Regions from separate parts of the Homo sapiens genome. Here regions 1 and 3 are each linked to region 2. A link is an interaction called in ENCODE POLR2A ChIA-PET data of the cell type or tissue named here. Cell type or tissue: MCF 10A. All regions are shown on one strand. Each heading gives the region's core, and the rest is flanking DNA. Links, peaks and the distances in the headings are about the cores only. Region 1 overlaps LOC105370866 (a long non-coding RNA gene). Region 2 holds the start of RAB11A (RAB11A, member RAS oncogene family). Region 3 overlaps DENND4A (DENN domain containing 4A).

What was found. Peaks named below come from ENCODE experiments on the same cell type or tissue, not always from the same donor. Only the 100,000 strongest peaks of a DNase experiment are listed, where the experiment ranks them.
Region 1: POLR2A ChIA-PET joins it to region 2 with 18 read pairs; 25 of 35 experiments call an interaction of 5 or more read pairs at or near these places.
Region 3: POLR2A ChIA-PET joins it to region 2 with 10 read pairs; 24 of 35 experiments call an interaction of 5 or more read pairs at or near these places.

The regions. Positions count from the first base shown.
Region 1 is chr15:65,793,618-65,804,007 of GRCh38, forward strand. The region is part of intron 1 of LOC105370866 (a long non-coding RNA gene); the gene reads left to right. Among named protein-coding and RNA genes, the nearest start is that of DENND4A, 6.5 kb to the left of the region's middle. In MCF 10A, for the core only: no CTCF peak of the experiment used is centred there; a DNase peak (open chromatin) is centred at 3,134.
Region 2 is chr15:65,866,147-65,876,625 of GRCh38, forward strand. RAB11A (RAB11A, member RAS oncogene family) reads left to right here and starts at 3,345. Exons shown (of 5, transcript NM_004663.5): 1 at 3,345-3,479. The coding sequence starts at 3,440. It overlaps TRQ-CTG1-4 (tRNA-Gln (anticodon CTG) 1-4), which reads right to left and starts at 2,987; the gene lies at 2,916-2,987. RefSeq lists an enhancer at 3,159-3,218. In MCF 10A, for the core only: a CTCF peak has its summit at 3,398; DNase peaks (open chromatin) are centred at 3,335 and 4,965.
Region 3 is chr15:65,781,561-65,792,213 of GRCh38, forward strand. It overlaps DENND4A (DENN domain containing 4A), which reads right to left. Exons shown (of 33, transcript NM_001320835.1): 1 at 10,450-10,653. Among named protein-coding and RNA genes, the nearest start is that of DENND4A, 5.4 kb to the right of the region's middle. RefSeq lists a silencer at 10,290-10,619 and an enhancer at 10,621-10,653. In MCF 10A, for the core only: no CTCF peak of the experiment used is centred there; DNase peaks (open chromatin) are centred at 6,391, 10,111 and 10,321.

The sequences.
Region 1 (10,390 bases), core at 1-8,000, 73 kb before region 2:
TTTAAAACAAAACAAAACAATCGAGTTGCATACTTTAAATATATGTAGTCCTCTGTATGTCAGTTAAAGCTGTAAAAAAAGACTTGTTTTTGACACAGAGTCTTGCTATGTTGCCCAGGCTGGAGTGCAGTGGCCTGATCACGGCTTACTACAGCCTCCCTCCCAGGCTCAATTGATCCTCCCACCTCAGCCTCTGGAGTAGCTGGGACTGCAGGTGCCCACCACCACACCCAGCAAATTTTTCTGTTTTTTGTAGAGACTATGTCTCACTATGTTGCCTAAGGCCGGTCTTGAATTCCTGGGGTCAAGTGATCCACCCACCTCAGCCTCCCATAGTGCTGGGTTTACAGGCATGAGCCATTGTGCCCTACCTTAAAAAGCTTTTTTTAAAGTCCAGTTGGGAACCCTCCCAATTCTTTACCCATTGGACACAGATTTAGCCTTTCATTAGTTTTAAGTGTTGCTAGACGTATCAGGTCAATTCCTCTTTAAGGAGTAGCTTGGCATATCAAAATATTCCACTAGCAGCAAAAGCACTCTTTTAGTTGGTTATACATGTATATGTGCATATATATATATATATACACACAAATATTTTCATCTACAGAGTACCAATTAAAATGTTATATAGTTGCATGTAGCATACACAATGAGATTCTAAAACCTTTCAAAAGTTTAAAAGGCGTGAAGGTTTTTTTAATCAGAGAAAATAGCTTCTTAAAGAACAATATTGATAAACAGTAGAAAACCAATACGCAGCATTTGACTGTGTACCCAGGAAGTATCGTACCTCAGAGCCCCCCTTAACAGTCATATCAGGAGTCCTCTCAACACTCCAGGCATATGTGACTATAGTCACAGTTAAACCTAAACCCTAGATGTGATTTGGGCAAGGGATTCTAACAATGTAGACATGAGCCAAATAGAATTTTTTGGATAATAAATTTTGGCCCCATGCCATTTCTGAAATTGTCATATTTTATATGTTGAACTGTATCCGGCTATTTCTTAGAAGTTATTTTAAAATGCTGTGATTTGAATGATGCATGAAGGAAAACTATGAAACCAATAACCATTTAAAGCAATGGAAGCGCAAGCTGTTGTACAGCCTAATCCTCTCCACCTGTTGAATCTATGCACCTTAATTGCTATACCAGAAGTTTCTCACATCTTTAAATGAAAACCTGGAGCCTCTAGAGAGCAATCCTTTTTTTTTAAGACAGAGTCTTGCTCTGTCGCCCAGGCTGGAGTGCAGTGGCGTGATCTTGGCGCACTGCAACCTCTACCTTCTGGGTTCAAGCGATTCTCCTGCTTCCCGGGTAGCTGGGATTATAGGCGCCCTCCACTACGCCTGGCTAATTTTTGTATTTTTAGCAGAGATGGGGGTTTCACCATGTTGGCCAGGCTGGTCTCGAACTCCTGACCTCAGGTGATCCGCTCTCCTCAGTCTCTCAAAGTGTTGGGGTTACAGCCATGAGCCACCACACCCGGCCCATAAAGCAGTCCTTGATAGCTATGCTACAGGGCTTCCTTATGGGTGAGAAAAACTACCAGGGATCTATGGCCTATTAGAAACTATTTAGATGTGTCACAAAGCAGAATCCATATTGACAAATTGTATTCACTGTGAAACAGTGTTTGAGTGACATTCCAATGTATTTAATCCAAAAACTAAAATTTATTAGCAATGTGGTCAAATTATCCATTTGTTTCTTAAAAACACAAACCTGATGAAATTATTTTTGAAAGAAATTATCTGCCAGCCTGGGCAACATAGCAAAACCCCATCTCTACCAAAATACAAAAATTAGCCCATGATGGTGGTGCATGCATGCCTGTAGTCCCAGCTACTTGGGAGGCTGAGGTGGGAGGATCACTTGAGCCCAGGAGGCAGAGGTTGCAAAAAAAAAAAAAAAGAAAAAAGAAATTATCTGAACAATTTTCAAGAATAATAGTAAGAAAAGTCATGTTAGAAGTGACAAATTCTGAAATTCTGGCTGGGCATGGTGGCTCATGCCTGCAATACCAGCACTTTGAGATGCCGAGGTGGGAGAATCACTTGAGCCCAGGAGTTTGAAACCAGCCTGGGCAACATATCAAGACCTCATCTCTACAAAAAAAAAACAAAAACAAACAAACAAAAAACAGACATGGTGGCACATGCCTGTAGTCCCAGCTACTTGGGAGGCTGAGTTGGGAAGACTGCTTGAACCCAGGAGTTCAAAGCTGCGATGAGCTAAGATCCCACCCCAGTATTCTGGCCTGGGTGACAGAGCAAGATCCTATCTCAAAAAAAAAAAAAAAAAGAAATATAAATTCTAAACCTGGTGCTTGAGAAGAGTGGCCAAGGACAGGAGAGCTGTAGCAGTCTGAGCCATTGCTGTCTCTGCCGTTTTGGTAGCCATCTGAGGAGTCATATCTTTGACTCAGCACTTTTTCAAATTTCTGAAAATGATCACTTCTCAACATTTTCCTCAAATTAACAATTTTACCTCTTTCAGCAATTCCTTATAAGTTGAATTTTTACTTCTTAAATTATCTGCAGGGGAGTTGTTTTAAAAATATGTATTTTAACTGTCATTGACCACGAAGTATACTCCTCTGACTTTCTTGAAGTGGTAGACAATATTTTCATAACTTTTAACAAATTCACTTCAGAAAACATTTGTATACAAAACACTGCACTAGGCACAGAAGGAAAGCAATGACAGATAAGCACACATTAGAGGCAAAAAGTATTTCCTAGGCATATAACTTTAGTAAAAGTCAAACTATGACAAATTCTATGCTAGATGGATAAACTCGTTGCTATGGGAGCCCAAGCGAGTGGAGTGATTAATTCTCATTGTGAGAATTGAAGGTGACAAAATAGACAAAATAGATGGCATTTGGACCAACCCTGAGAGAAACTGGACTTTCTCTGAAGGATAAGGACATCGTTGTTTGGGGAACGGGGCTGAGGGTGGTACAAGGAAGGAAAGGTGTGTTTGTTTGTTTGTTTTTACTTTGCATCTTTATAATAGAGCTAACAAAAGAAAGAGATGCTCATAAATTGTTGCAATACTTTGATTGTCTTTGGGAGTGGCCAGAGGTTCAAATTCTTTGGAAGGATGGATATCTGTGCTGACTTGCAGGAAATATGAGTCAGCTTTTCTCATGAACTCAGCACTGTTGTTATAGCTAGGCTATTTGGGAAACCTGAAGCAGAACAAATCAGACACCACAAGTCTTTTCTTTTTATTGATTGGCCCAGACATGCATCCTACAAGGGTGGACAACAAGAATGCCCTTTTTATTGTCAAGACTTAAAGGAACTCTGCCAGCAAGGGGAAACACCTGCAATTGAGAATAAACTAAAAAAAAAATTTAAAAAAAGCCCTCCTCTTTTCTGTCTATATAATCACTCAGAATAGGAGACACACACGTCTTTAGTCCATACCTCTCTCCTGCACTTCAGGATTGTGTATTCAACTGCCTCCAGATAGCTCAGTCCCAAGTATACCTGAAATTCAGCATTTAAAGGTGAAGTCATTATCTTTACCCCAAACCTGTTACTCCTATAATTTCTCATTTCCTGAATAATTTATAGTTGAACTCACCATGCACCTAAAAGCTAAAGCCGCCTGTGGAGACTGAATTTTTTTTTTTTTAGGAGTTCGAGACCAGCCTGTCCAACATGGTGAAACCCTGTCTCTACCGAAAATACAAAAATTAGCTGGGCATGCACCTGTAGTCCCAGCTACTCTGGAGGCTGAGTCAGGAGAATCACTAGAACCCAGGTGGCGGAGGTTACAGTGAGCCAAGATCATGCCACTGCACTCCAGCCTGGGAGACAGACTCCATCTCAAAAAAAAAAAAAAAAAAAAAAAAAAAAAAGTCAAAACCTGAGTCATCAACTCCTCTTTTTCCCTCATTCATTGACACCTAATTAATCTTGAAAAAGAATTGTTGTCATCTCCTTAACATCAGTAGTATCCTCCCTCACTTCATCCCCATTCCCACTGACCTAGTTCAAACCCACACCTTTTGGTTTGTTTTTTAGCCTGAAATTTTGCAGTAGTCATCTAATTGGATTTCCTATCTCTCTCTCTCTCTTTTTTTTTTGAGATAGAGTCTCTTTCTGTTGCCCAGGCTGGAGTGCAGTGGCGCAGTCTTGGCTCACTGCAACCTCCACCTCCCAGGTAACTGGGATTACACCTCCTGAGTAACTGGGATTACAGGTGCATGCCACCATGCTCAGCTAATTTTTGCATTTTTAGTAGAGAGGGGACTTCACCATGTTGGCCAGGCAACGAGCTCATCTCAAACTCCTGACCTCAAGTGATCCACCAGCCTCGGCCTCCCAAAGTGCTGGGATTACAGGCGTGAGCCACCACGCCCAGCTGGATTTTCTATCTCTTCTCTTTCCTTCTTCATCCATCCCTGTGTTGGCAGGCTGATTTTTCTAAGGAAACATGATCAGTTGTTCCAGACATCACTGGAGATTCCTAGCTTCCTCCTCTCCTTTCTATTCCTGGTGGAAAGTTCATCAATGTCCAGTCCTGATGTTACCTAAGAAGAGCAGGGGACTAGGGCCTATGCTTCTCTCTCCCCTACCCCTCTCTAGTGTGGTGGAGATAGTCTCTCATTTGGAACACTTTCAGACTGTCAACACAAGGCTCTTAATTGAGAGAAAGCATTTAAGCTGCTGCCGCCCCTAAAAGCATCTTGTTCTTTCCTACGTATGTGCCTGCAGACAAAGAAATTGATCAGTTAGTTATATCAGGTGCGCCAAATCAAGGGCAAAGTTAGTCCAGAAGGGAGAAACTCTTAACTATTAGCTTATTCAAGATTTGGAGAACAATAGACTTTTAATAATAAACATTTAAATTTAAAACAAAAAAGATTTCTAAAGCCTCTTGTAAGGTGGTTACCTTGTTAATTAAATAATCCCCCAAAGCTATTTTGGGCTCTCTAGTGTCAGCATCACTTTATTATCTCCTAGAAATGGAAAGCCTTCCTCTACATTTCCCATTCATAACCCTGCAAGTATTCATATCTGGTTGTAATTATCTTAACGGCAGATTTAATTTTAATAAACATTGATGTATTAGATTTATGTCATAATAACTTACATAGTTTAAAATTATGCTAAAAGAGAAACAGAAGGAAGTCGAATTGAGATGAGGCTTTTACTTGACTATATTAGATCTGAAATGGAAGAAAGGCTTTTATTTTATTTTCTTTAAAATTTTTTTACTTTGTTGAGATGGCATTTTGCTATTGTTGCCCCAGCTGGAGTGCAATGGCACGATCTTGGCTCACTGCAACATCTGCCTCTGGGGTTCAAACGATTCTCTTGCCTCAGCCTCCCAAGTAGCTGGGATTACAGGCATGCGCCACCACGCCCAGCTAATTTTTGTATTTTTAGTGGAGACGAGGTTTCACCATGCTGGTCAGGCTGGCCTCAAACTCCTGACCTTAGATGATTCACTCACCTCGGTCTCCCAAAGTGCTAGGATTACAGTTGTGAGCCACCACACCTGGCCGAAAGAAAGGCTTTTGAAGATGGCACAATCAGGGGGTGCAAACTGCTCCCTACCTGTGCAGTTCTCTCTGGAAGGTAATGGATGGTACAGTTGAAGAAAAGAGATCCACAGAACCCTTGATGTCAGGCTAAAGAGAGGATATAATTATACAGCTCATTTTTTTTGTTTTTTGGGTTTTTTTTTTTTTTTTGGTTTTTATTTGTTGGTTTTGAGACAAGGTCTCACTATGTTGCACAGGCTGGTCTCAAACTCCTGGGCTCAAGTGATCCTCCTGCCTCAGTCTCCCTAATAATACAATTCATTTTTAACTAGCTGTATGCTAAAAGGGAATGGGGAATTAGTGGCATTATGAAAAGAGACAAGAAACATATTCTTCCATTTCAAATTCTGATGATCACATAAAGTAAGGCCCTGTTTGCTGCAAGGGTAGGGCCAGGAGTTGAAATACTAAGGGTAATAAAAATGGTCATCAGTTGCAAAGGAAGATCTCAAGGTTAGAGTTTAGGTAACATGTAGGACAATTGGACAAGGGTAGGGCTAAATGGATTGGGCTATAAAAAAGTTAATGTGAGGCAGGCAATTTTTAAAAAATGGATTTACAGTTTATCATCTGACCTACATCATAATGTCTTCATGAGAATGACACTCATAAATTGATTTCATGTTTCTCTGATCCAGAACATAGGATTATTTTTAGCAGGAATGAATCTCAGAGATCATCTAGTGAACATTTCATTTTCAAAAAGTGACCATTTCCCTCTGCGGCTTGTCCAAAGTCATATACAGTACACCCAAAAGCATGAGAAGAGCTAGGACTAGAATCCAGATTCCTAGATTCCTAGTTTTTTAGTTTGTCTTTTACATAAATATCAATCGGTTCTTGGAATTCAGCATTCCAAACTCCCCATGAAATACACTGGATACATAGGAAAATCCTATTTTGGAGATGAAGAAACTAAAGCTCAGAAAGGCGTAATGAGTTTTCCCAAATCACATGGCTAGACGCCTTACAATCCCTGGGCCAATAGGCTTCTACCAAACCACACTGCCTTGTGGATTTTTAAAAAGTAAAATCTTAAATGCCATGTGCCTAGGCATAGAATTCATTCCCTCAATCTTTGTACTGTTATATACAATGCACTCTGCTAGTTGTCAGGAAAGATTACAAGACTATTTATTTTGTAAGACTAGATTTCTATTTTGCACGACTGAATATTGAACATTACCTAATTATTAGGGAAATGCATGTTTTTTGGTGGTTGATAGCTAGCAAGAAGTAAGTCTTGGTATACTACAACATTAGGAATATTTGTAAACTTTCACCTAAGGATGGGCTTCATTCAGATTCTTTACTGTTAATATATTACCCCATCCAGCTGGGTGCGGTGGCTCACATCTGTAATCCCAACACTGTGGGAGGCCAAGGCGCGTGGATCATGAGGTCAGGAGATCAAGACCATCCTGGCCAACATGGTGAAACCTTGTGCCTACTAAAAATACAAAAATTAGCCGGCGTGGTGGTGTGCCCCTATAATCCCAGCTACTCAGGAGGCTGAGGCAGGAGAATCGCTTGAACCTGGGAAGCGGAGGTTGCAGTGAGCCAAGATCGTGCCACTGCACTCCAGCCTGGGCGACAGAGTAAGACTCCATCTAAAAAACGGAAAAGAAAAAAAGAAAGAAAGAAAAAAAGAGTTCAGTGAAACTGGCCAAGTTGCATTAGAAGGAGAAAGTCAGTAGAGGTTAGTGTTGCAATCTGTAAATATACGTAAGGAATAGATCTAAGGAAGAAACTAAAAAAAGTAAGCAGAATGAAAGTATGGCCAGTAGTGAAACTATAATTTAGGGTAAGAAGTGGTTGCAGCTTTAGGAGAGTTTGCTGCTGGATTGTTTAGTTGACCCTTTATTTTACTTACTTAGGTTTGGTTTTATTTTTCTACAAAACGTATGCAAAGTCTAACACATTGCCTATGTAAATTTACTATGAACTACAAAATCTAATATAGAAGCTTTATTAGTACTTCAACTAAGGCACATATTTAAGAAAAAGCAGAATTTTAGAATGTTAGTAAGTCCTATGTCTAAAAACAATCAATGTAAAACAAATATTCATACCTAGAGAACACAGTGAAACTGTTTATAAGGAACTACCAAATGCAAAATAGACTCTAACTGATGTTATATAGAGTTTTCCAAAGCAACAGGGAAGTGGAAACCAGCACATTTGGGGATTAGAGTCTATTGGAAATAGTTACAGATGAAAGTTTTGGGAAAAATCGATAATGCCCACCCCAGTTCTCAGAACTGAGGAATTCAAAGAATTTGAATAACTGAAGCAGAAGTTCACATGGGTAAACAAGAATGCCATCTAGACTGGATGTAACTAAGCTGCTAACTAGAGTGGCTCTGAAAATATCTTCCAAAAAACTTTGCTCTTGTCACTACTGTCACTTTGAATTAAGAGAGAAAGATGTATGGCTTAAATGAGTGCACTGCCTGTGAGACAAGGTTTTGTTCCATATGTTAACCAGCTGTCGAGTAAAATTTGTCATTTTCCAGGACTGAAACAAGAAAGACACTAGTGATATATGTTTTGTTTGGAAGAGACTATGCAAAGCTTTGTACCATGATTATTAGCCTATCATTCCTAGGAAGCTTCATACCTGGGACCTAAGAAACCTCACTCAATATTTTTCTTTTTGGCCTAAATTTTTTGAAATAGGGAGTTACAATGCTAATTTTTTTCAAAAACTGTGCAGATACCTCTGGGAAACTTTTGTAAGGTCCTTTTAAAATATATATATATATTATATATATATAATATATATATATTATATATAATATATATAATATATATAAATATATATATAATATATATAATATATATAATATATTAAATATATATATAATATATATAATATATATATATAAATATATATATAATATATTATATATAATATATAATATATAATATATAATATATATAATATATATTATATATATAAATATATAAATATATAATATATATTTATAATATATATATAAAATATATTTATGTTATAAATATATAAAATATATTTATGTTATAAATATATAAAATATATTTATGTTATAAATATATAAAATATATTATATATATAAAAATATATAAATATATAAAATATATTTTATATATTTAAAATATATAAAATATATAAAAATATATAAAATATATATTATGTATATTTTATATATTTAAAATATATAAAAATATATATAAAATATATATATATATAACTTTAGCTGGGCATGGTGGTATATGCCAGTAGTCCTACCTACTGGGAAGGCTGAGGCAGGAGGATCACTTGAGCCCAGGAGTTCAAGGATGAAGAAAGCCATGATCGCACCACTGCACTCCAGTCTGGGTGACAGAGTGGGACCCTGTCTCTATTAAAAAACAAACAAACAAAAATCTATAACTTCAGAGGGAGTAGGAAAAGGAATTTTATTTTTAGCCAGCTGGGCATGGTGGGAGGCTCCTGTAGTCACAGCTACTTAGGAGGCTGAGGTGTGCCTGAGCCCAGGAGTTTGAGACCAGCCTGAGCAACATAGTGAAACCCCATCTCTAAATCAAGGAAAGAGAATTTTTGCATAGGATGAGGACTTGAGTAGAAGGCCTGGACATGAGGTAACTCATGGAAGGACTGTTTTTTTGTTGTTGTTTTATTTTTTTGTTTTGCTTTGTTTTTTGTTTTATTCACAACTGAGAAATTGTTAAGATATTAACAAATCCTAGTCCAGATTCAGGGATACTGGGGAGAAAACCCTGACTATTTTTTGTTTGTTTGCTTTTTAACTAACTACCTTCCTTCCACTCCAAAAACAAACCCAACTATATATTAATCATTCCCCGCTTTTGAGTATTTTATAATCAAGCCTATAATTGTTTGAAGGACAAATCAGCTCTTTTATTACACTACGTGTCACTCATTTTGTGAACAGTTGTCCCAGTTCTTAAGTACATAGTTTATAACAACCTATGTGTTTGTATAGGATGATTGTTAATTATCATCATCAAAAACATTCACATGTCTATATATATCCACACAAGTAGGCATTTACAAAGGAAATTCCAAAGACATATTCCCTTTCCTCAATCAGCCAATAATAACATTGACCCAAGACAATTAGTTTATGTGATAGATTTCTTGTTTCTCATTTTTATTCCTAAACCCCATCTCAAACCATGAAACCTCAAAAGGAATTGTGTAGGATCATATACCTTATTGGTACTCGATAAATGATGATCAACTGTTGTTATTCCATTCGTCTTCATAATTTTCTCATATTATAAAAAAGACAGTCATTTATTTATATGAGTACTTGCCTTTAATCCTGTTTTATCCTAAGCTGTAGAGTCTCTGCAGGAACCAACCACCTTAATCTTTATTAAAAACAGGGCTCATTCAGGGTAGAAGCTCAGAGAACTTATAATTTTTTTGTTTTACAGGCTCAGTGGCTCACACCTGTAATCTTTTTTTTTTTTAGATGAAGTTTCCCTCTTGTTGTCCAGGCTAGAATGCAGTGGCACGATATCGGCTCACTGCAACCTCCACCTCCCAGGTTCAAGTGATTCTCCTGCCTCAGCCTCCCAAGTAGCTGGGATTATAGGCCCGTGCCACCATGCCCAACTAATACTTTTATATTTTTAGTAGAGACGGGGGTTTCACCATGTTGGCCAGGCTGGTCTCGAACTCCTGACCTCAGGCGATCCACCCACCTCGGCCTCCCAAGTTGCTGAGAACCACCATGCCTAGCCACACCTGCAATCTCAACACTTTGGGAGGCTGAGGCAGGTGGATCACTTGAGCCTAGGAGTTCGAGAC
Region 2 (10,479 bases), core at 1-8,000:
AGATACCAGTAGCACTCCCAAGTAGTGACACTAAAAATGTCTCCAGATATTATCAAATGTCTCTGGGGACCAAATTGACCCGTTGAAAATCATTGCATTTGGCCAGGTGCAGTGGCTTATTCCTGTAATCTCAGCACTTTTGGAGGCTGAGGTGGGAGGATCGCTTGAGCTCAGGAGTTCAAGAACAGCCTGGGCAAAGATGGCAAAACCCCATCTCTACAAATAATACAAAAATTAGCCAGGTGCGATGGCGCACACCTGTAGTCCCAGCTGCTTGGGAGGTGGAGGTGGAGGTGGGAGAATTGCTTGAGCCCAGCATATGGAGGTTGCCGTGAGCTGACATCGCACTACTGCACTCCAGCCTGGGTGACGCAGCAAGACCCTGACTCAAAAAAAAAGAGAAAAGAAAATCAATGCATTCATAAATATTTATTATATGCCATGCATGATATTAACAGCTATACATTGTTACTTAATTCCTTCTTCCTGTTTGTCCCCATTTTGCAGGTAAGAAACTGGGATTCAGCAGGATTAAATTATTGAAATTGACACAGCTTTAGTGAATGGCTGAGCTGAAGTATAAACACAGACTTATCAGTCCTCACTTTGTTTTTAACAAACATGTAAAGTTACCTCCCCAGATGTGGAGGGTGAGATATATTTCAGGTCTTGCTTCTCCCCCATAGTCTAAGGCTAGGCATTTCTAAATTTATAATTCCAGGCTTTTTACTAGAGAGTTCCTTTTGATTTTCTTACCAACTGTACTAGTCAGGGTTCTCTAGAGGAACAGAACTAATAGGATAGACACATATATAAAGGGCAATTTATTAAGTAGTATTAAGTCACATGATCACAAGGTCCTACAATAGGCCTTCTGCAAGCTGAGAGGCAAGGAAGCCAGTGCGAGTCTCAAAGCTGAAGAACTTGCAGTCCAATGTTCGAGGGCAGGAAACATCCAGCACGGGAGAAAGATGTAGGCTGGGAGGCTAAGCCAGTTTAGCCTTTTCATATTTTTCTGCCTGCTTTATATTCGCTGGCAGCTGATTAGATGGTGCCCACCCGGATTAAGGGTGGGTCTGCCTTTCCCAGCCCATTGACTCAACTGTTTCTGCTTTGGGAACACCCTCACAGACACAACCAGGATCAATACTTTGGATCCTTCAATTCAATCAAGCTGACACTCAGTATTAACCAACACACCATTTTTATTAGTCATGCTTGAGACTAAATTAAACATTAGTGTTCTTTTTTTTTTTTTTGAGGAGTCTTACTCTGTCACCAGGCTGGAGTGCAGTGGCGCAATCTCGGCTCTCTGCAACCTCCATCTCCTTGGTTCAAGCAATTCTCCTGCCTCAGCCTCCTGAGTAGCTGGGATTACAGGACCTTAGATAAACTTACTATCACTTTATAGCAGTAGAGAAAGCACGGAAATTGGCACTGTATTTGTTTTCTATTGCTTCTATAACAAATTACCACAAACTTGGTGACATAAAACAACACAAATTTATTGCTTAAAGTTCTGTAGGTCACAGGTCTGACAAGTGTCTCATTGGGCTAAAATCAAGTTGTCAGCAGGGCTGTGTTCCTTCTGGGGGCCTTATGGAAGAATCTGTTTCCATGCCTTTCCCAGCTTCTAGAAGCCTCCAGATTCCTAGGCTCCTGGGCCCTTTCCTCCATCTTCAAAGCCAGCAAGGGCAGATTGAGGTCTTTTCAAGTCACATCACTCTGACCTCTTCTGCCTCCATTTTCCACTTTTTTTTTTTTTTTTTTGAGAACGAGTCTCTCTCTGTTGCCCAGGCTGGAGTGCAGTGGCGTGGTATCAGCTCACTGCAACCTCCGCTTCCCGGGTTCCAGCAATTCTCATGCCTAAGCCTCCAGAGTAGCTGGGACTACAGGCACCCACCACCACGCCAGACTAATTTTTTGTATTTTAGTAGCGACAGGGTTTCACCTTGTTGGCCAGGCTGGTCTTGAACTCTTGACCTCAGGTGATCCACCCACCTTGGCCTCCCAAAGTGCTGGAATTAAGGCCTGAGCCACCGTGCCCAGCCCATTTTCTACTTTTAAGGACCTTATGACAACACTGGGCCCACCCAACTAATCCAGGATAATATCCCTAATTTAATGTCAGCTGATAAGCAACCTTAATTTCATCTGTAACCTCAATTCCCCTTTGCCATGTAACCTAACCTATTCAGTCTCCAGGAATTGGGAAGTGGACATCATTGGCAGGGGGCATTATTCTGCTTGTTATAGGCATACTTGCCCACAAGTCTAAATCGAGAGTTTGCATATAGGAGGTAGGAGGTGTGACAATAATTGGATAAAGGCTTTTCTGGAATGACAAAATTCTCTTCAAATACAGGGAGGCCCTGCGACATGATATCTGGCAAATCACTTGAGTCTTAGTATCCAAACTTCCGCTAAAATGGAAATTACCATCCTTTGCTTGGCATGTTAAATGAAATACTTATGTAAACGGACTTAGATTAGAGGCCTACAAATAGGACTCAAGTTCTTGATGAATCTTGATGAGGAGGGTGGGCGAAGTACTCTAAATGAAAATGAGATAGATTGCGAGATTTCCGGAGAGGAGTGAGTGACAAGCGCCTACCCGTGCATGAAGCTGGAGGTAGAAAATTCCAGCAAAAGGAATTTTCAAGTTTCACTGAAGCTTTTGAATCAAGGCTTGAAAGCCCAGGGTTAAAAAAAAGGCAGTGAAGAAGCTCATTAAGACAACCCCCCGCCAGGTAGCAGATAGCACCTGAAATGCAGTGGGAAATTTGTGAGGTCTTCATAGGCAAGGATTAAATTTTACATCTCCATCTTAAGATGTGTCATAGTTGTTCAATTACTTAGTGACCAAAAAAGTGAATTAAAGATGTTGTCAAGATTAAAAAAACAAAAACCAATGCAGGTTCCACCGAGATTTGAACTCGGATCGCTGGATTCAGAGTCCAGAGTGCTAACCATTACACCATGGAACCGCCACGCATGTGTAGCTGCCTTCGGCTGTCTAATCCTCAGAGAACCCCGCCCCCATCCACAAACCCACCACTCACAGGCGGTCCCGCCTGGTTCCAGCGAGCCGCTTCCGGCACGGTAGCTCGAGAAATGAGCAAGCGGCCACTAAGACTATGGTAGCTAGGAGTTCCAGGACTCAGTTTCCCCTTTGAGCCTCCTTTAGCGACTAAAGCTTGAAGCCCCACGCATCTCGACTCTCGCGCACACCGCCCTTGTTGGGCTCAGGGGCGGGGCGCCGCCCCCGGAAGTACTTCCCCTTAAAGGCTGGGGCCTGCCGGAAATGGCGCAGCGGCAGGGAGGGGCTCTTCACCCAGTCCGGCAGTTGAAGCTCGGCGCTCGGGTTACCCCTGCAGCGACGCCCCCTGGTCCCACAGATACCACTGCTGCTCCCGCCCTTTCGCTCCTCGGCCGCGCAATGGGCACCCGCGACGACGAGTACGACTACCTCTTTAAAGGTGAGGCCATGGGCTCTCGCACTCTACACAGTCCTCGTTCGGGGACCCGGGCCACTCCCGGTGGACCCTCGTGCCGGCCACCCCTGCACTGATATAGGCCTCCCTCAGCCCTTCCTTTTTGTGCGGTTCCGTCTCCTACCCAGCTCAGCCTCTTCTCCCCCGCTCAGACAGGGGTCCCCATCACATGCCGCTCTCTGAGCGACCTCTCCATAGGCCTTCGCTGGCCTCAGAGCCCCTCCCTGCGTGTCCTTCCCCTGGCGGACTGCCTTCTCCCACATCGTCGAATTCCTTTCCCCGGGTTCTACGGCCCCGCCGCTCCTCCCACCATCTCTCTTTTCGGGTGTAGCGCCCCCTCCCCCTCGGCGTACACCCTTCCCAGCTCGCGTCCTCTCCCGAAGCCCCTCTGACGGGTTCTTCGCTTCCCTCTTGGCCTTGCCTTCGGTGCAGACTCCCATTACAGGTCTTTTTCTTATCTGCCCTCTTTCCCCCCTCGAGCGAGCGTCTCTTCTGTATCTCCCCTCCACTTGGACGGCCGCCCCTCTAAGCTTCTCCCATCCCGGGTCCAGGACCCCGTAAAATCTGAGCGGGCCAAGGGCCTCCGCCCCCACCCTCCGCCCCGCGGTTCTCGCGGTCCTTAACCTTCTCTGACCGCTCCCTCTCCCACTCCCCATTTGGCAACTCTCTCTACCTTCCCTCCCCAAATCGTGTTTAGAGCTCCCTTGTCTCCGTTGCGACCTGGGTGGTGGGAGGGAGGGTAAGAGGGATCGCCCATCACCCACTCGCGCACTTGTCGCAGTGACCCGGCAGGCTGACATTACTTCCCACCTAGCCTTTTCTTTTCTTGCCCTCCCTACTCAGTGGCACCCAACCCGGGATAACTCTTTACTCGGTTCGCGAGATGAGGTTGCGGATGGGTGGTGGCTGTTATCCTTGCCAGACCTGAAGGCCTGGTTCCTGAGCAGGAAAGGTTGTGCGCTGCACAAATACTAGCTTGCTTTATCTCTATGAACTGGTTGCTTCCTGCTGCAACGCTGGGAGGATCCAACAGGAAGGGAAGAGCCCTAGTTAGCCACATACCTTTCCCAAAAGGTTGGGGGTGGGAGGAAGTTGTGTGCTCTTTTGGTTACATTAAATATTTATTATAAGATACGGAAACATGTAGTGCCCTTGGACAGAACATATTGGAGGGTCAGGGTTGGTTAGAAAGAATTGCTTATTGGTTGAGTCCGGAAGGAATCCGGTTTTTTTTTTTAATCAACGAAGATAAAGGGTACATTTTTCAATGAGAAGAGAGTACAGTAGATGCTTTTTTTGTTCAGTGAATGCACTCTCACTCTGATGCTCTTTCTCTGCTCCTGAATTGGGAAGGTAGCCATCAGTAGTGTGCCGAACAAAGATCATTACCACTGAGGAAGAAGCCATTGCTATTAAAGCTTTACTGTGGAGGGTGGAGTTTCAAGAGTGTTAAGCATGGTGACTGTTTCTGTCTTTGCCATTGGGTGCTAAGAATGATTGACTAAACCAAGCAGGAAAGATTTCTTTGCTTTCCCAATACTTTGCAAATCTTGTTATACTAACTAGTCTGCTGTTATACTCTTATCATCTCTTACTCCTCTGACTCAGAATATTCTACTGTATAGGGTGAATACTTTTGGTATCCACCCTCCCCCTCCATACTGGAAAGTACTTTCAGGGTACTTAGTTCATTTTACAAATACAAAACTGAGGCCTGGATTACAAAAAGTATATGACAGCATACCTTTTGCCGAAGGTATCTGAGATGATGTGAAACTATTTGAATCTCTTGAGACTTTGGGGTTAAAGGTTAGGTTTGTGTTTTGAAATATGGTATAATGGTAGTGTGCTTTTATAAAGGTTGTCTTTGAAGTAATTAATTCAGAACAAGATAGACCGTCAGGGTATTTCTCCTGTTTGGTTTGAACTTGAATGTTGGTTATACAAGGTCCTTTTATTTTTTAACAAAGAATATTAAATATTCTGAATTGGCCTAAAGTATTTTAACTTTTTGATTAGACCATCCTTCTAGCAACAATTGAGAGCACTGAGCTTTGGAATCACGTAGACCTCGGTTTAGATCCTGACTCAGGTCTTATATTTACTTTATGACCTTGGAAAAGTTAACTTTTCTGAGTCTCAGTTCTCTACTTTATAAAAAGGAAAATACCTGCCTCTTAAGATTGTGAGAATTAAATAATGAGACTGTTCGTAAAATTTTAACCATGAGGACTCAATAAATGGTAATAATGTGAAAGAAGTTACTGTGGTTTTGTCAGTTTTTTTTTTTTTTTTTTTTTTTTTTTTTGGAGACAGGGTCTCGCTCTGTCCCCCAGGCTGGAGTGCAGTGGCACAATCAAGGCTCACTGCAGTCTCGGCCTCCTCAGGCTCAGGTGACCCCCCGACCTCAGCCTCCCTAGCTACTCTCTAGCTCCTAGGAGTAGCTGAGACTACAGGAGCGCGCCACCACGCCCGGCTAGTTTTTTGTTTTTTTGTAAAGACAGGGTTTTGCCATGTTGCCCAGGCTGGTCTCGCACTCCTGGACTTAAGCAATCCACCTTCCTCAGCCTCCCCAAGTGCTGGGATTATAGGCGTGAGCCACTGTGCCTGGCCTTTGTCAGTTTTTTGAACCTTAAATGTAGGTTCAACTACAAGAGCATTTAAATATTATTAAAGAAAATAAAACTAGGAACTTCGAATGCATTTTATGTTTCCATGGGTTATGGTTTCATTTTGTTGTGCATTTTGCTGTTTAAGATAGGGTGTTAAAAATTCTGCTAAGGAGGATTTCTACTTTTTTTTTTTTTTTTTGAGATGGTATTTCGCTCTTGTTTCCCAGGTTGGAGTGCAATGACGCGATCTCGGCTCATTGCAACCTCTGCTTCCTGGGTTCAAGCGATTTTCCTGCCTCAGTCTCCCGAGTAGCTGGGATTACAGGCATGGACCACCACACCCGGCTAATTTTGTATTTCTAGTAGAGACGGGGTTTCTCCATGTTGGTCAGGCTGGTCTCGAACTCCTGACCTCAGGTGATCCGCCCGCCTGGGCCTCCCAAAGTGCTGGGATTACTGGTGTGAGCCACCGTGCCTGGCCAGATTTCTACTTTTTTAAAGCTCTTACAGGATATGAGTCACTTTTTCTTTTTCTTTTTTAACTTCAATGCTGATTATTTAGCCAATTTCTTATTTATACAAGTATCCTACTTTAAAGTGAAGCAAGAATGATTTTATTTCAAAATGGCTTTATTGTACAGAGATTTATTCACTGAGATGGACTGCAGCTGTTTCTACTTAGAAGGTTTACCTAGCAAATGCAATAGTTGAGGGAATTGGAGTTAGTTTGTAACTAACCAGTTCAAAATAAAGGGATATTTTGATTAATAGGGGATGGAGTGGTCTAAATAGGAATGTAATGTGGGGCGAGCAGGACAATTATTCTAAATTATGTGTTTGTTCTTGAACAGTAACCTTTATTTAAGCCCAATAGTGAGACTTTTGGTGGGAGGGAATTAGTTTTATTTTATTTAAAGTTGACTTTTTATTTTTAAAACTTTAATTCCTTAAGTATTTACGAACAATGTGGTTAAGGCCCTGTGGGACATAAGTAAGCATCAATCATGATTTCTGTTTACAAATATTGTGTGGTAGACACCAATCCACAGTTAGATTTTCTGAAAATATCTGGATACATAGTCTATTGCTTAAGACATTTTCTTTTCAATCACATTGGAGGTCAGTAGTAATTAACCATCAGCTGATTGTCAGTAGAAATTATCATAGGAACTTTGCTGTCTTGCATCTTGGTAGTAGTTTTTCTTTCACAAGTTTTGGTTGAGCAACTCAGATTCTGCTGAATCTGGAAAAACTTGTCTAGACTTGAGCCTTATTGTATGCATTATATCTATATCTATATCTATATATATATATTTTTTGAGGCAGGGTCTCCCTCTGTTGCCCAGTCTGGAGTGCCATGGCACAGTCATAGCCCACTGCAGCCTCAAATTCCTGTGCTCAAGAAATCCTCCTGCCTCAGCCTCCCAAGTAGCTGCAACTACAAATGTGCTCCACCATGCCTGGCTATTTTTTTTTTTTTAAGACTATCCCACTTACAGAAATAAAATTTTCTTTTTTGTAGAGATAGGGTCTCCCTACGTTGCCCAGGCTGGTCTCAAACTCCTGGGCTCAAGGGATCCTCCCACCTTGGCCTCTCAGAGTGCTGAGATTACAGGCATGAGCCACTGTGTCCTGCCTTGAACGCATTGTATATTAAAAACTTTTGAGGAGGTTGGACTATGAATATAGTTGAAAGAATAGAAATGTCTCCAAATTTATGAAAACTAGAATGAAAATTACCAGTTATTCTCTCACGTGGTAACTTTTAGGGTTGAGGTACTGTCTTTGATGAATTATATTTTAGTCCAGTAAATTAGTTTGCAAGAGAAAGTATAAAACTAAATGTGGTTGAAGAGGCAGAAATTTTCAATGGATAATTAATATGTATATTCTGCTTTTATGCATTTAGCAGCTTGATATTCAGTATTAGGTATTTGCGATGATACTCAAATACAGCAGATGTCTAGTTGATAACTTTTTTTTTTTTTTTTGAGATGGAGTTTCACTCTTGTTGCCCAGGCTGGAGTGCAATGGCGCGATTTCAGCTTACTGCGATTTCAGCTTACTGCAACCTCCGCCTCCCGCTTCAAGCAATTCTCCTGCTTCGGCCTCCTGAGTAGCTGGGACTACGGGCATGCGCCACCACACCTGGCTAATTTTGTGTTTTTAGTAGAGATGAGGTTTCTCCATGTTGGTCAGGCTGGTCTCAAACTCCCGACCTCAGGTGATCCACCCTCCTTGGCCTTCCAAAGTGCTGGGATTACAGGTGTGAGCCACCACGCCCGGCCTAGTTGAGATAACTTTTTAAAACATTCATGAATTTTGAGTTATTTTCAGATTAGAGTGCTTTTTTTTTGTAGTGTTAACATTAATTGGTTACATTAAGAGAAAAGTTCCCTTGCTATCTTTATGATGGTATAAGGAGTTGAGATTGGTGAGATAATGAACATAATCATTAGTTAAAAGTGGAGGTCAAAAGGGAGGAAACCAAAACTTGAAAGTGCTGGAGTTGGCCGGGCATGGTGGCTCATACCTGTAATCCCAGTACTTTGGGAGGCCAAAGCGAGTGGATCTTTTGAGCCCTGGAGTTTGAGACCCAGCCTGGGCAACATGGCAAAACCCCATCTCTACAGAAAATACAAAAAATTAGCTGAGCGTGTTGGCATGTGCCTGTAGTTCCAGCTACTAGGGAGGCTGAGGTGGGAGGATCCTCTGAGCCTGGGAGGTCTAGGCTGCAGTGGGCTCTGCTTGTGCCGTGGCACTCCAGCCTGGGCGACAGTGAGACCCTGTCTCAAAAAAAGAAAGAAAGAAAGAAAGTGCTGGAAGTTTTTTTTTTGAGACAAGTTCTGGCTCTACTCCCCCGGCTAGAGTACAGTGGTGCACAGTCCAGGCTCACCACAACCTCTGCCTCCCAGGCTCAAGCCATTTGCCCACCTCAGCCTCCTGAGTAGTTGGGACTACAGGCATGCACCACCGTGCCTGTCTAATTTTTTTGTTTGTATTTATTCATGTATTTTTTGTGTATTTTTTTGTATTTAAATTTTTTTTTTTGTATAAGTGATTCAAAGGCCATTTCCTTAGCAAACATCCAGCCTTTTGTACTAAGAGGCAACAGTGAATGTATCCTATTAATAATAGACTATTAACTGAAACTGAGATTTGACTTCATATCCAGAATGGTGGACCTTGGAAACTAGTATATCAACTAACCATCCTATAAAATTGAAAGTGCATTGCTTTTGTACATCACTTTAATAACTTTGACATTTTCTTCTGATATCAAATAAAAGCATGTATGTGTTTGCCACAGCATCTTTGACACCCTCTAGTTGACTCTCTAGTTAGAAATAACCATTCTTTGTGCTGCATTGGATTCACTGCCTCCTGAATGATTTCTTGCTGAATCAGCTGACTGAGAAAGCCAGAAAGATATGCATTTGATAATGTACTCTGTCCAAGACTGTCCAGAGGCTAGCTTATATCCACTCCTGTGGCAAGGAGGGAATGTATAATGGACTCTCTTTGCCCTCTGACCAGAATGCAGTGAGCTCTCAGTTTTTACCATTCTTTCCACTCGTACCACCATCCCAGTCTCTTTAGTAAGGAATGGTCTTACTCCTTGGCCTTATTTTTGTATGTTTGATTTTCTAGTCCTGATGTCTAAATCAATTAGCTAGTTTAGATAAGAAGAAGTCTTAGTAGTCAAAAGTAGGAACGAATGTAATGTTTCCTGAAATGCTGATACCAATTTTTACAAAGGAAAAAATATCTAGCTCAGATTCTATAAACGTGTGAACTCATTTTGAACTTTAAATTCAGATAGAAAATGTTTTAAAACAACTTAACTGCCTGTTTCTCCATTGTTTTTGAAATTCTTAAGCGTAATACCACTTTGAGTGAAAAAGAATCTCCATGTATCTAGTTAGTAAATAAACTGCTGCCTATAGAAATCACAGGAAGCAAATTCATCTAATCAAGACCTATTTTCAAAAAAATCATGGAGTCATAAGTGAAAGTATATGCCCTCCTTGCTTTGTTGTATTTTATTTTATTTATTTTTTTAAGACAGAGTCTCAGTGTGTCGCCCAGGCTGGAGTGCAGTGACACAATCTCGGCCCACTGCAACCTCTGCTTCCCGGGTTCAAGCTATTCTCATGCCTCAGGCCCACAAGTAGTTGGGATTACATGCGCCCACCACCACACCTGGCTAATTTTTGTATTTTTATAGAGATGGGGTTTTCACCATGTTGGCCAGGCTAGTCTCGAACTCTTGGCGTCAAGCAATCCGCCCACCTTGGCCTTCCAAAATGCTGGGATTACAGGTGTGAGCCACCACACCCGGCACTTGCTTTGGTTTTGACTCACAGTATGTC
Region 3 (10,653 bases), core at 2,654-10,653, 82 kb before region 2:
AGGGAGATGGAAGAAATCATGAATGATTCCAAAGTTTCTTCCTTGGTTGATGAAGTCAACAGTAGTCCATGATGTCTTTGAAAGAAAAACTATAGATAGGTAAATAAAGTCCAGTTTGGACAAGAAGAGATGAAGTGAAGGCGATAAATAAAATAATCTAATCTGATGCTTTGGAAAGATACTGATGCTGGAAAAAATGGCCTGGGGAGTAATGGGTAGATACATGGTAACTGAAACTATAGGGATAACTGTAACTTAGAACAATGTGAAGGCTGAGAAGAGCAACTGGCCAACTCAGAAACACCACTGTTTATGGGACAGGCAGAGAATACACAAAAGGGGATGGCATAGTGGAAGTAATGGGACAGAGTTTCTTGAGAAAGTATTATTGTCACTGGTTACTTTACAAGAGCAAGTTTAGTGATATGAAAAAGTAGAAATTAAACTACAGTGGGATAAAGAGTAAATAAGAGAAAAAGGATTTTAGGGCCCCACAAGGGCCCTTGTCATTGATACAGACAACTCTATTTTCTCATCTGCAAAACTGAGATAGTAGGTGACTGTGAATACTAAACAATGTACTACACGGGACCTCACATATAGTAAGTGTTACAGGCCCTCATAGACTGTTTTCACCCTTGTTCACTACACCTAGCCACATCAGGTGCCTTTCTGCTCTCAAACATCCCAGGACCCTTTGCATTGCAAGGCTTTGCACTTGATATTCCTCTTTCCTCACTCAGCTCTTCACATTTCTGGCTCCTTCTTGCTTGTCCAGCGTCAATCTCCCAAGAGACGGCTTCCCCAAGAAGTACTCTAAGGACCCTCTTTCGTTCATTCTCTCAGATCACCCTGTTTTACTTCCTTCATTACCCTTACTACTCTTCGAACTTTTCTTATTTATTTAAAGATAATATGCCAAAGTGATTAAGAGTGCAGGCTCCACAATCAGACTGGTTGCAAACTGCAGCTTTGTCATTTACTAGCAATGTGACCTCGGACAAGTTGTTTAACATCTCTGTGTCTTAACTTCTTCAACTTTAAAATGGGCAAAATAACACACACACATACACACATACACATACCCTGAAAACAAAAAAATAAAATAAAAATAAATGGGCAAAATAATTATTTACCTCATAGACTTCTTGGGGGAGTTAAATTAGCTAAAACATACAAAGTTACCACAAGAATACAGGTACATTTTAAGCTTTCAAATATTATTACATATTTGTTTAGTTGCAGTAATCTTAATGCTCTATCAAAGAGCATTTATCAATATGTACCACTAAAAATATCTGAAGCAATAATAATTCTTAGTCCAAATGTAAAGATGTCAACTAACAACCAAATGAAGCAGTGCTATTCTGACTAAACCTCAGGAAATACTACTGATGGAAGGGATCTTTTTTTTTTTTTTGGTCACAAAAGTCAGGAGGAAAAAAAAACACATCTAAAGCTAAAGATCTTTAGTTGGGCAAGGGAAATTTTTTATAAGCTTTATATATAATTACCATGTAATTTAGATCAATTTATTAAAAATAAAATTAAAATACAGATGTCAGGGGAAAAGGTTTGATTTAAGTAACTTTGGGAAACTTGAAACTGGAAACTCTAACAACAAAAAGAACTGTATATAAGCACTGTTCTTTTTTGGTAAAGGCATTTCTCATGGAGATACAGGTTAACAATTCTAAAAGTGCTGTACATGGACGATGGGACTGAACAAATAAGTTAATAGATGTCAGATGGCGTGAGCCAGATTTCTCACTTTTGGAGAGGGAGGTAATAGATAGCAGAGTAAAGCCAGAATGAACTATATAGTACTGATAGTCAAAGTCATCAGTATGAACTCATGTTTACCTCAATATAGATACAGATAATAGTTATATATGTGTATACATACATATATTTTCCAGGTCTATACACTGAAAAGGCCTAGAAGTCATGATATTCCAACAGCAATGAGCACACTGAGTAACCAGATCTTGGTTTCTAACATGATTCACCAAAAAATAGAACCAGGGATCCTTGGAAAAATGGCTGATTCTAGGGCTGGGGCAGGAAATATACAAGATGAGTCTGGAACTTCTTCTAGTGCCAGAAAGTAAGGAAGTACTCAAAAAACAAAACAATGGAGTATGTCCTGTTGGTAGAAAAATTTGAGCAACAAAATAAATAAAGTAGTATAGGATTATGACCCCAAGTATAAAATAACCATCTATGAGTCCATACATATATAAATAAATGATTGAATAAATATATAAACGGAGAAGAAAAAAAGACTATCCATAGCAGAAGAATTCCAAATAATTTTATAGACAGCTCCCCTTTAAGAAAACAGACCTACTGAGTGTGGTCTACAATTAATGACTTGTTTCCAAAAAGACGAGTACGGGAAAACAATACAGTAAAGAAACCTGGCAAACACTAGCTCAGCCTGGTGACCGAGGTTAACAATATCAGTGATAAGCCGTACTGATAGTATTTCCCCTTGATATGATGCAATGAGAGCGGCACTTTATCTCTGTGACTCTCCTCCCCCAAACCCATAATCCCAGTCTAACCATGAAGAAAACATCAGACAAACCCAAACTGAGGGACATTCTACAAAATCCCTGACCAATACTCCTCAAAACCATCAAAGTCATCAAAAACAAGGAAAGTCTGAAATGCCATCACAGCCCAGATAGGCTAAGGGAAGATGTCAACTAAATGTATTGTCGTATTCTGGATAGGATCCTGGAACCAAAAAAGAACCTTAGGTAAAAACTAACAAAATCCAAATAAATGAATTTTAGTTAGTAGTAATGTACCAACATTGGTTCCTTAACGGTGACAAATTTAACATTGAAATGTCAGACACTGGCAACATGACGAGACCCCCATTTCTTACAAAAAAAAAAAAATAGGGGAAACTGGGTGCAAGGTATACCTTAACTCCCTGTAACTTTTCTGTAAATCTAAACATATTTTATAAGAAAACATTTATTCAAATTAAATAAAAATATGGGGAAGTTGTTGCCTTAACCAATCTGATTTTAGTCCTTTAAGGCATGTATAGTGGGTTGGACAAAAACAGAAATACAGGTAGTATTGTGCAAAATAATCTCAACATTGATGAACCATTTATAATACTGTATGTGTAAGTGCCTATAAGTCATTTTTTTATGTGCACATTTTGATTCCTTAATTGGTAAGAACTACAGGAGCAGAAAGCCCTCCTCCAAGCAGGAGGAGGCCACTCAAATTTGGGACTAAAGCAAAACTGTGGTACTAATTATATTAATAAAAATTCCACCTGGGCCGGGCAATGGTGTCTCATGCCTGTAATCCCAGCACTTTGGGAGCCTGAGGCGGGCAGATCACTTTAGGTCAGGAGTTTAAGACCAGCCTGACCAAGATGGTGAAACCCCACCTCTAACAAAAAATACAAAAATTAGCAAGGCATGGTGGTGTATGCCTGTAGTCCCAGCTACTTGGGAATTGCTTGAACCTGGGAGGCGGAGGTTGCAGTGAGCCACCACTGCACTCCAGCCTGGGTGACAGAACGAGACTCTGTCTCAAAAAAAAAAAAATCCACATGGCTTTTGTAGTGGTAAATATTTTTTTTGTTTCTAAATGAAAGCCGAAATACAAAGATCAGAAATTTATAAAGGCTGGGCATGGTGGCTCACGATTATAATTCCAGCACTTTGGGGGGCCAAGGCAGGCACATAGTTTGAGACCAGCCTGGGCAACATGGCAAAACCTAGTCTCTACAAGAAAAAAAAAAAAAAATTAGCCAGGAATGGTGACATGTGCCTGTAGTACCAGCTACTCGGGAGGCTGTGGTAGGAGGATCATTTGAGCCCAAGGGGTTGAGGTTGCAGTGAGCCATGATCACATCACCGCGCTCCAACCTGGGTGACAGAGCAACATCCTGTCTCTAAAAAAAAAAAAAAAAAAAATTATTAAATTCTTTTTGTTGTTATATTGTTTTGTACGAGACATTTTTATTTTTGAAAAGTTTTAAAAATAAAATTACCGAAAAATGTAGTATACACTCACATACTCATATATAAAGCATTAACATTTTTCATTTTTGCTTCAGATATATATTTAATAAAAAATAACTACGTATATAATAGTTATCACATTGAATTCTGAAACACTGAAACACTTCCTCATGGTCTCAGAAAAGGAGCATAACTAAACATACTTGGAGAAAGTACATTGGAAAGCTCACTATCAACAATATATACTATAGGACAAAATTACAGTAACTTGGGTCCATATTGGTCACTGTTCAAGAAATCTGGAAACTTCAAAAGCCAAATAAAAATAAGTTTTCCTAACATTTGTAACTATCCTGAAAATACCTAAAAACAAACAAAAAAACTTACAAATCAGTAAGAAATCAAAGAATTTGATAACCCTAACTGCTGGCAAGGATATGAAAAAACAGAAATTGTTTGCAATATCCTATAAATATCTTATAAAGGGAAAAATATTTATATCCTAGGACCCAGCAATTTGACAGTCAGGTATATGACCTGGAGAAACTATGGCATGTTGCTTCAGGAGCTACAAGAATATTCATGAGGCAATGTTTATAATAGATAAAAAATGAAAACAATTTAAATGCTCATCAATAGAAGAAATGATAAATTGTATATATTCATTCACTGGAACACTATACAGCTGTGTAAATAAATGAACTACACCTACAGTATCAACAAGGATTGAGGGCAGAAAAAAATAAAATGAAAAAAGCAAGCTTTAAAATCCATTATACCATGACACAATCATATTAACAGCTGCTTAAACTTACTAGAACATACATGTTTTGTTTTTTTTCTAGTGCCAGGCTCAGTTTTTACCACCTTATATAAATTAGCTCATTTAGGCCAGGCACAGTTGCTCATGCCTATAATCCCAGCACTTTGGGAGGCCAAGGCGGTAGGATTGCTTGAGCCCAGGTGTTTGAGACCAGCCTAGGCAACATGATGAAACCCAGTCTCTAAAAAGAAAAAAAAATTAATAAAAATAAGTAAAACAAATAAATAAGCTCATTTAATTTTTACAACAATTCTATGAAGTGGACACCTCTATCATCCCTATGTGATAGATGAGGACACTGAGGCATGTAAAGAATTAAATAACTTACCTAAGGTCACAAAATTAAGTAGCAGAGTCAAGATTCACACCAAGGGAGTATGATTTGAAATGTACTACAATGTGCATGTTCTACAAAAGCACCCAAAGCAATGCCATGTCATTGCTCATATATATAGTTTATTAAAAGATAAACTAGAAGGATACAAATCAAATTCATTACAACAATTTCCTCTGGGAGGGGAGATGAAGGTGAGGAGGATAAAACTGGGGAGAACAAAAGGGACTTTAACATGATCTGTAATATTCAAGAAAAGTATAAAGTTCTACATTGCTCTTTTAGAATTCAATGTGATAACTATGATATAAATAGTTATTTTAAATTAAATATATATCTGAAGCAAAAATGAAATATGTTAACATTTTATATGTGGGTATGTGGGTGTATACATTTTTGCTATTTATTTTTAAAACTTTTCAAAAATAAAAATCTCTCATCTACAAAACAATATTACAATAAAATTAAGAAATTTAATAAAGTTCTGATCTTCATATTTCAGCTTTCATTTGAAAACAAAAACAGCTAAACTGTGTGAACTTATGTATGTATATACACTTTAACATACATATGGAAAACACATTTTTACACAGATCAAGAGAGACAGGTTTTAACAAAGTATATCAGAAACAGTATCTCTCTTACTATACATTTTAATGACTCACTATTCTCAGTGAAAATAAAGTATAACACTAGCAGGAAAATTCCCTTGATATCTTTCTACCTCTTTCTTTTTTGTCTCTTCTCTCTCTTGCTTTCTACTTGTGATTTTTAACAGAAGGAAGCACAAAGTAGGAACTAAGAAAGTGTCACACATTTTAAAAATAATAACGGCCATAGATGAATATATACCCAGCCCTTCTAAATATAGCATTCCCGAACCTACAATCAAGTAATGTTTCAAAAATTTATTTGTAAATTTTTTGTCTAGAACTCACAGCATACCTTCCCATGAAGAAAGTTACAAAAGGATATGAGCACCAGGAAAAAGATACTGCCTAAGGTGCCAGGCTACTGGCAGAGAAACAGGAAAAGCAGAGTACACAATATGTACTGATGGTCCAGAAAGCAAAAAAAGCATTGTGACCCAGGGTCTGAGGGCAGAAATCACTATTCATTTATTTACCTTTGTAATCTCAGTAACTAGCAAATTATCTGGCATCTCATAATCAAAGACCATTGCCTACTGACTGATGAAGTAATGGGGAAATGACTAAGCAGAGGAATCCATCAATACGTGGCACTGTCAACACAGAACAGCTTTGGTGGAGGAAAGAAAAAGCTTGGAGAGAAGCAATGTTTAATGACACAAAAATCCACATATGTAAAACTATTACAAGGTTAGTGCTGGTTATTTATTTATTTATTTTTTTTTTTTTGAGACAGAGTCTCGTTCTGCCACCCAGGCTGGGGTGCAGTGGCGCTATCTCTGCTCACTGCAAGCTCCGCCTCCCAGGTTCACGCCATTCTCCTGCCTCAGCCTCCCGAGTAGCTGGGACTACAGGCGCCTGCCACCACGCCCGGCTAATTTTTTGTATTTTAGTAGAGACAGGGTTTCACCGTGTTAGCCAGGATGGTCTCGATCTCCTGACCTTGCGATCCGCCCACCTCGGCCTCCCAAAGTGCTGGGATTACAGGCGTGAGCCACTGCGCCTGGCCAGCGCTGGTTAAGAGAACACCTTCATCTAAATTACAAGCTGTGTCTATTATTGTGTAATGCAAATAAGCATGATATTTTGGGTTAGTTTTGCTAACAATGAATCTTAAGATAGTTTTCCTACTGTAGCAATAGTTATTTGGGATTTTCAGTATTTTCTCCTATGACCCTTGAAAATATTTCAATGTCTTCTTTGTAATTATAAGAGTAATAACCGGCCAGGTGCAGTAATCACAGCACTTTGGGAGGCCAACGCGGGCAGACTACTTGGGCTCACGAGTTCAAGACCAGGCTGGGCAACATGGCAAAACCCCATCTAAAAAAATACAAACATTAGCCAAGCACAGTGGTGCACACCTGTAGTCCCAGCTACTTAAGAGGCCAAGGTGGGAGGATGGCTTGAGCCCAGGAGGTGGAGGTTGCAGTGAGCTAAGATCACGCCACTGCACCCCAGCCTGGGTGACAGAGCCAGGACTTGTCTTAAAAAAAAAAAAAAAAAAAAAAAGTAATAATTATTCAGAATAGAGAAAAGCACAAAAACTAAAATAAAAATTACCCATAATCCGATCACCCAGGGATAACATCTCTTACTATTTTATATGTCTCCTGCAAATCTTTTTGCCATTTACATGTATATGTTTCTTTATATTCTAATTTTTCTCTTAATATTATATTATACTTATGTCAGTACATTTTTAAAATGATTTTTAGAAGTTGTATCCACCATATAGATTATCATTAATTTCACCATTCCCATACTATAATGCATTTGACTATTAAAATTGTTCCACTCTTATAAAATGCTAAGTTTTAAAAAAAACTTTTGTTTTTTGAGACAGGGTCTTACTCTGTTGCCCAGGTTGGAGTGCAGTGGCACAATCATAACTCACTGCAGTCTCAAACTCCTGGGCTCACGGGATCCTCCTGCCTTGGCCTCCCAAAGGGCTGTAATAACAGGCGTGAGCCACCTCATAGGGCCTAATCACTTCTTAAAAGTACATTTCTACATTGGTCTTGTAGAATTCAAAGTGATAACTATGATATACAATAATAAAGTGTGGTGTGCTTGACTCCCTCCACGCCCAGCATCCTCCCACAAATTCTACTGAATAAACAATCAATATAGGGTATTAGATTAAAAAAAAAAAAAAGGAAGAAAAATGTATCAGCTATTCTCAGTCACTCTTCTTCTACCTGTGGTAGGAAAAAGGAAAAATCCCACAAAGATAAGTCTCTGACATCAGAGAAGGCAAGAATAACAAGTCAATTTTCCTGCTAGAGCAACTTTTGTTTTCCACCTAGAACAACGCACCATCAATTTAAGTAGGAATAGCACAAGGTTTATTATATACCAAACAACTCTATCTGCATCAGTGCTTTAACTAGGTTTTTGTAGGACATAGAATGCTTTGAAAAATTCTGCAAACAACAAAATATAATGTAACTAATATCACTCAGTGGAAAACCAAGTTTTATAATAGCAGTTATAAGAGTAATAACTGGCCGGGTGCGGTAGCTCACGCCTGTAATCTCAGCACTTTGGGAGGCCAAGGCGGGCAGATTGCTTGGGCTCACGAGTTCAAAACCAGTCTGGGCAACATGGCGAAACCCCGTCTCAAAAAATACAAAAATTAGCCAAGCACGGTGGTGCACGCCTGTAGTCCCAGCTACTTTTATTTTACAATTCTATTAATCCCAGCTAATTTTATTTTACAATTCTGCCATAATTTTTTTAATGAATTAATAAATGTCATGTAGTCTCTTCTTCTAGCCTCCCAATTATACTAAATACTATTCAAGTTACCAGAAATAGGACAACAGTTCCAGGAACTTGAGAATCAATAACTCTTTAAACCAGTGGTAATTCATGTGGAAAAGTTCAGAACAAATCAGCATCAACTTCCTGGCTCTCTTGCACAGACAAAAAATTCATATTGCTTCACCAATTTTCAAAAATGTAAATTTGTGTATATAAGTTTAAAACTTGGACCAAAAGTTATCTACATTTATTCCCAATTTGCGACTGGTATCAAGATCAATTAACTTTCTCAGCAAGTACACTGTTATAAAATTCCACAGTGATCCCAGAATGGAAGGGGCTTAAAAAATAATATAAAACAAAAATTAAACTCCACAGTGAAGTAGGTCTATGTTTAATCATTCAGAAAAAGAAAATTATGTAACATATTATATATAATGATGATGATAACATATGCTGTTCTGGACTCCTACTGAGAGCTGTGGTTCAAAGGGAAATCGTGAAAATAAAGTAAAAATTGCCGAAAATGTTTAATTCTGCCCAAAACAGTTTCCAAAAAAGAAGCCAAATATAATATTTTATTTTAAGTTCAAACAGGGTTCAAACAGCTCAGAAATTTTGTATACTTAAGTTTTCAGAAGTCGAATCCCAGAACCGCTATCAACATAAACTGAATAACTTGCTCAAGAGTCCTTACTTATTACCCAATCTTAGGTCCCCCAGAATACTTCTTAAAATAATCCCAAATGTACTACAATAGATTAGCGTAACCGGGGCTACGCTGTTTACAGGTGTCTCCACCTCCTCCCCCAAGGAGAGAAGAGGTATACTAGGGTAAACAGAAAATAGAAGGAGACTATATACACACCAAATAACAGCTTGTAATCTTCTAAGACTTCTTTTACATTCGGGCTATTCTTTTCATTAACGTATAATACATTTTAAAGAATAACATATTCACAGAGTAATACAATTTCTGCCCTCACGGGTCTCTAGCTGGCTGACACGCGTTTTCTCCTCAAATAAATACATGCCTGTTGACTGATGCCTGTCCTGCTGTTGCAAACAAGAAATAACTGTCCTATAAGACAAAAACCTCTCTCTACGGTTCTAGGCGTAACCATACGTTTGAATTAAAAGCACATTGGAACAACAACAACAATCTTCCAGCACATCTGTCATTTAAAAGCACGATAATGAAAAGCTGTCGCTGCGACCCAATTTTAGGTCACAAGCTTTTTACTGTTTTTCCTGCCCCCCACCTCCAGAAAACAATAAACTTCAAAGGGAATGGTGGTAACCAGGAACAGTTCCCTTCCCCCACCACACACCCCCCCAAAAAGACTAGAAAAAAAACTGGTCAACTTGGACGCTGGCCGCGCTCACGCAGAACCCGTGCCCGCGGGCCGGGGAAGGCTGAACAGACCCTGGGAGGAAAAGTGGGCCTGCAGGCACCCCGGGCTCCCCCCGCCGCCTGTCTCAGATACCGAGCAGGTGGGATTCCGGGAAGCCACCTCCGACTTACGTAACGGGCTTGTCAAAATCCCAGATCCAGGACCTCCCCCTCCCCGCCCCCACTCCCAAATAACAACAGCCCCAGGCCAGCCTGGAATAGAAAATCTGGAATGAAAACACAGGAGCCCCCCACGCGTCCGACGCAGAGGCGCGGGTGCTACTCTCAGCACCGCCGCGCCATCCCGGGGCGGACCGAGCCGCGGAGCACCTCCCGGATCTCAGGAGCTCTCGGGCGGAGATCTCGGCCATCCGTGCCTCCTCCCCGAACCCACCCGCCCCGCTCCCGCGCCCCCGGCTGTCACCTCTCCGGGCCGTGACAGCTCCACCTGCCACCGCTGCCCGGGTCGCCGCCCCCGCACTCACCACCCAGCTGGCTCCCGTGCGAGCAGCGGATCGAGCTCGGAGAGCGGCGCCGGAATCCCGCACGCGCGGTAGCGGAACACGAGGGGCTGAATGCCGCGGCGCTCTGAGCCCGCTTAGCTCATCCCCAGCCCGGCGCTCCGCCCTTCGCGGCACCCCCGCCCGCCCGCCCAGGCCTGCCGTCTCAGTCAGACGGGACTCCCCCTC